Linked DNA regions of Homo sapiens: region 1 is linked to region 2. The links are chromatin loops, found by intact Hi-C in ENCODE. Cell type or tissue: natural killer cell. All regions are shown on one strand. Links, peaks and the distances in the headings refer to the core of each region. The heading gives the core; the rest is flanking DNA.

Evidence for each region. Peaks named below come from ENCODE experiments on the same cell type or tissue, not always from the same donor. Only the 100,000 strongest peaks of a DNase experiment are listed, where the experiment ranks them.
Region 1: a loop joins it to region 2, with 23 times the contacts of the local background. A loop is called at or near these places in 6 of 110 quality-filtered maps.

Annotation. Positions count from the first base shown.
Region 1 is chr10:49,605,958-49,608,863 of GRCh38, forward strand. No RefSeq gene overlaps it. Among named protein-coding and RNA genes, the nearest start is that of SLC18A3, 2.9 kb to the right of the region's middle. RefSeq lists a silencer at 1,026-1,320 and an enhancer at 2,690-2,906. In natural killer cell, for the core only: no CTCF peak of the experiment used is centred there; a DNase peak (open chromatin) is centred at 1,164; H3K27me3 peaks cover 966 bases.
Region 2 is chr10:49,406,511-49,409,416 of GRCh38, forward strand. No RefSeq gene overlaps it. Among named protein-coding and RNA genes, the nearest start is that of DRGX, 12 kb to the left of the region's middle. In natural killer cell, for the core only: CTCF peaks have their summits at 1,195 (motif pointing right) and 1,399; a DNase peak (open chromatin) is centred at 1,241; H3K27me3 peaks cover 205 bases.

The sequences.
Region 1 (2,906 bases), core at 172-2,671, 200 kb after region 2:
GATGGGTTATGGAGCCCTGAGCAAACTGCACCCCTAGCCCCCAGTGCTGGAATCCAGAGAGGCTCATGAGCTCGATTGGAACGAAGCCTGTGCTTAAGTGCTTCCAGAGAGACAAAGAAATAATAAATCAGGAGCAGGTGCCCCACCCACACACTGCCATCACCAACACCAGCCTGCTTCTCCACAGAAATACAGTGGTTTCACCTCTCTGGAACCAGATGTTTCAGGGAAGCAACAAATGGCAAAGCCCTGGAAATGACATGGCCCCACAACCTTCTCAGAAATGAGGCCAGGCTGGGCTGGCACCTCCATCCACAGCAGCACCCCACCACCACAACCCACCCAAGACCTCCAAACACCCCCTAGACCTCACCCAGGCACTGGTGCAGCATGGCTATCCTTCCACCCCTCCCAAACTCCCACACACCAGGACTCCCCCATCCCCAGCAAGCCCCCCTCCCCTGACAGGGCACTGATCCAGCAAGGAAGAAATTTTAGTCCATCAGACTGTGGACACAGTTGTATCTTGTGGATAAAATGAGAAGAAGTGTTGTCAGCTAGAAATCACCAATTTGTCTCTATCCATATAAAATAATAACAATTAAACTCCTACTAGGTATCAAGCATTGGGCTAGACATGTTCAAGTGAGCTATCTCGCAGTCTTTAGCCATCCTGCAGCAGGGCCACATGGTGGCTGGGAGCAGGAAGCTGGAACTAAATCACCTGCATGGGAATCCCATCTTTACCACTTGTGAGCTCTCTGACTGAATACATTACTTTACCTAAGTGTCTTTGCCTATAAGAAAGTAATATGAAGGTTGGTGAGAGAATTCAATGAGTTAGTGCTTATCAAATGCTTAGAACGGTGCCTGATGCCTTATAAGCTCTACTATGTGTCTAGTAAATACGTTCCTTCCTTCCTCTACTCATTCAACTTTAATTGAGTACCAGATATGAACGCTGCCCTAACAGCTGCTATTTCTGGTTGAGAAAGGAGAGAAAAATGCTTCCGTTTTCTCCTACAGGATTGGACAGGAAGTTCTCTGTTGCCTGCAAGTTATGCTCAGATAGAGGAGTCCGGAAAGGAATTTACCAAGCGTTCAAGTGAAGAGGAAGCCAGAGGGGCGGGGCCTCCGTGGGAGGCTTCTTGGTTGCGGTGGGGCCGGGGCCAGCACCCTGGACAGCTCCCGGCGGCTGGCGGGGAGAAGAGGCTTTGCCAGGTCCCATCTCGGCTCAGACCCTCCCGTAGCCTTTTGCTGCAGGGGCCTGACGCCTCCTTGCAACCCCGGCACTCCCGTATTTGGAGCCACGATGGATTGGGGGGGCGTTGCCCTCTGATCTGAAAGTTAGAGAATGAGGGAGTTTAGTGTCTTTGGAGCCTCCTTAGGGAGCCAGCCCAGGACCTTCCTCCTCCCATGGGTCTTGATCTGCTCCTCACCCCTACACTGCCAGCGTGCGGCCACCTTGGAGATGGAGCAGCAGGAGCACGACGCCGTGCCGGGAATAGGGAAGCAGTGTGAGGACCACAAGACAGGTCCCCCAGCCTGGGTTTAATTCCAGGATCTGCTGCTGGGAGCTTGGGCAAGCACCCAGCATCTCCACGCCCAGCTTCCTCACCTGATAAGACCAGGGGAATAGCACCTACACTGCACCAGGATTGCAGGAGAATGGAGTAAAACAGCACACACAATACTCCTGGCACAAAGCAAGTAATAAATGAGTGTGCCTCCTGCCATACAGGAACCGAGGACTGGAGAGCTAGTCATGAGCCCAGAGATACCTGGCTTCATGCTCAGGAACAGCCATGTGGGCCAGAGGGCTGGAGATGTGGTCTGCACCTTGAAGGCCCTGGGAAAGTTCCTGTCCTCTATGATTCCTCTGTTCTTCAGCCACTAGACATAAAAAAAAATTGTCCTTCAAGTCCTCCTTCCTCCTTTCTTTAATCAGACAGGGGAAATAGCATGTGCATAAATAATAATTGTTTTGTAGGCTGGGAGACTGCCCCTTTAAGAGCCTCATAATGGGAGAGTCAGAAGAGCCCAGAGGTCTCAAACGGAAATGACTGGAGAACCAGCAAGTGGCATAAGTGTGTGAAGTCAGCTGGGGCGAGATTGGGATGTGCTGGAGAGTGTGCATGTACTGACGAAAGGCCATCAAATACAATTTAAAATAATTAGCCCACTCCAAAGAGTCTTCTGCAGCACGCACTTCTGCTAAGGGCTGCAGTGAGTGGGCTCTCACCTCAACCTGAACCAGACGGAGGCTGAGGCTGGGCCCCACTGAGGGGCTGTGACTTGCCCAAGGTCATCCAGGGCCAGGCCTGTGCCCACATTGGGACTCTTTTCCTCCCTCAGACAGAGGGCACTTCAGTCACTGCAGAGCAGGTGGCAGCAGCCCTTCAGTGGATGAGTTTCTCCTTTCCCAGGGTGACTGGGTGGGTGAAGGAATTGAGCAACAGGTGGCCAGGCTGCCGCCTCTCACCCTGACACATTGGTCCCCATCCCCTCATCCTACAGCCATCTCAGGGACAGATGGAGACATTCCAATGCCCTCCGGGTCCTCCACCAACCCAGACAGAGCCTGGAGTCACAATGCCCACCTAGCCAGAGGGATCAGCCAGCTAGCCAAGTGCCCCCTGTGTCTTTCATCTGTTCTTCACAAGACCCACAAGTGAAAAATGAGGATAAACCGCACATTCTACACACGATAACAACATAGCAAGTCCTTATACTGCTCTTACTGTGTGCCCGGCCCCCTTAGCAGTAGGTACTATTATTATTCAATTTTACAAAGAAACTAACTGAGGGACAGAGAGGCAAAGTAATTCCCTGCAGGTACTCTAATGAGTACGTGGCAGAGCTGGGAGCCATCCTGGTTGTCTGCCTCGAAAGACCACACTCTTTGC
Region 2 (2,906 bases), core at 172-2,671:
GCAGTGGGAGGTGGCTCATGCCTGTAGTCCCAGCACTTTGGGAGGCTGAGGCAGGCCCAGGAGTTCCAGACAAGCCTGGACAACATGGCAAAACCCCATCTGTACAAAAAATACAAAAATTTGCTGGGCTAATTTTTGTTATTTTCTTAAAATAAATTTTCAGTAGATACATGATCTGATCAAAGAATAAGCATATTGCAGATGCCTCAAATTACTCACAGTCCTTCCTATTTCTGTGAAAGCCCATCAGTGACCATTGGCATGCAAGTATTTTTCTCTTCATCTTCACTTCCACCTTGAGCAACCTTCAGCTCCCCCTCCTTAACCAAGTGGCCCATCCTCTTGGGTGGTGAGACACCCACGAGCACAGCTCCATGTGGAAAACTACATCCATCATGCAAATCCCAGAGGCCTCTGAGTCAGCCACTCTAGTCAGTGGTGGCAAAGTTAGAGCCAGGCAGGGTCTCAGGGACGGCCTGGGATGTTGGACACTTATGTGAGGACCCAGGCCAGGGACAGAGGTCTGTAGGAAAGCCCTGAGCCTCCAGATAGATGCTTCAGTAAAGAGGCTGGCTGGGGGAAGAGGTCATAAGCAGGTAGCCCAAAGCTAAAGGTCTCTGGGGTGGAGCTGGAAGCCTGTAGAGGCAGGTCCTAGGACAATCAGTCATGAGGTCAGGGGTCTGTTTTCCGTGGCCAGGAAAAAAGATACTCACAAGTTCAGATAGTAAAGGAGTCAAGGTCAAGGCTGCTGGCTGTTTCTCCCAGGCAGGGTCATCTAGCATGTGGCATATGGTGGTCCTCAGAGCCTCCCCTGAACCCGCTTGGCTCCTCCCACGGTCTCAGAGGGCTGTCAGCAGCAGATGGGGCTCTCTGCCTACAGCCCTACAGAGAGACTCCTCAGTGGCCATACTTTCTGGGTCACTGGACAGAACTATAAACTCCATAAAAATGTAAATTCAGAGTAGTAACCACTGCCTCCGAGGGAGCACAGGGGAAACAGTGGGAAGCCAGGTAGCCTGCCACCAATCGTGGGAAAAGGGAAGTGGGGGCAGGGAGGGGTCTCTGCATCCCCAACATTCTCCCAGCTCAACTTCCTCAGACTGGGCTGAGAAGAGGCATTAACCTACTTGGTACTTTCTGAAACAGCTGCTGCTGTCCTGAAGTTGCACAGAGCCACCCAGCCCAGAATCATCCTCACTGATTTCAGCCAGAGCCAACAGCTGCCACCAGGTGGCACCAAACTGCAGACGGAGTAGCTCCTTTTCCGCTGGAGAGAGCTTCATGTGGATGGCAGGAGCCAGGGCCAATCTGGGTGTTCCTGCTCCTACTAAGGCCCTGGAACAGCCTGGGGTATCAGAAATTGCAAATGCCTGCTGGGTGGAGAATGGATGGATAGGTGGGTGGATGGAAGGAGGAAGGAGGAATGAAAAAATGGATGGATGAAGGGACAGATGATGGAGTTCATTCTACCTCCCTAGCCCCACAGTAGCTGGGCACCCCTTCTCCTTTAGGTGGGCACCACAGGTGAAGCTGGAGATGTGCCCTGGACCTCACAACTCCAACTCAAGAATATGTCCTCCCAGGTGCCTCTGCCTCTAGCTCCACCTGAGGTACACAGCCTGGAGAGAGGGCCTTTATTGAATAAATTAGTGGGGACAAGGTCTGCCTTCTGTGTCAGGGGGTAGAGAGCAAGAGGTCACTGGGGTGTCCTCACACTCTGCATCACACCGGGGGCAGTCGGGGAGAAAACCCATTCCTGTACCCCGTTCCCACTCCAGCCTGGCCAGACACCATCACCCACCTTCCCACCAGTCCTTGCCCTTCCCACTGTCTGGAAAGCTGCCCCTGGGTGGCCTTCAAGACTCTGGCCCTCACTTCATCCTAATCTCGGCTTAAAGTCTTCTCTTCAAGAGAAGACTTCCGAGACGAAAGAAGCCCAATTCTCGTCCCCACTACTCTCCACCTTTATTCTTGCTTTGGTTTCCTGCTTAGCTGTTAAGTCCTTCTCAAATGCTTTATTGGCACATGCTTGGTGTCTGTCTCAGTGCTCTCATGCAAGCTCCACGGTGCACCCTGGCTTCTAGAACAGCACCTGGCATGCAGCATTTTGTTACGTAAATGAGCCCCAGCTCCCCTACTGGCTGGACCAGCAATAGGCAGCCCCTGGTCCCCATGGCTACCCCCAGCCGGACTCCCCTCCACCAGGAGAGTTCATTATCCCTGAGAAGTTCACCGTTGCAGTAAAAAGGCGACACCTCCTTAATTACCCTGCTAATTACAAGTCCTGTAGTCCTCAACTGTGCACCAACACCGTTGCAAATCTCATTTCCTTGCAAAGTCCAGGATAAACAAATCCAATATATTTTGTTTTAATTATTGCTGTTTAATGGACCATAATGAAACTATAGTGAGGGTGCACAAAAGGAGATCATTTGGAGTATCCACCTGTGCAGGTCCAGTGGTGAGTGGGAGCCTCGATGTTCAGGTTTCATTTACCGTAATCCCAGCTGCCTCTCTGTGCCCAGAAATCCCATCACTTATTTATCGGCCTTGCCTTTGGCTCTGAGCCCGCCACCAGGGCAGGATGTCTGCCCTCCTGGAGAGCAATCTAAAACCCGAGGACCTCGGGGATGGTGGAATTTCTCCACATGCCAGGTGCCTGGATTTGACAAGCCACACAAAAAGGCATTTTGTTTTATCTCAGGGTTTTTTCTTTTTTCCATTTTTACAGGCTAAAACAGTTTATCATACATATATTGACTATATTGTATTTTTTTAAGTTGTTTGTGCCGGGCCAAGGTGGGGGGACTTCCTCTTCTCCGCCTGTTTTCTTTTTGAAAGGTTCATAGCTTGTGAGAGCTTTTAATGTCATAAGGCTTTCATCTTCCATTTGTCATCTGTGACAC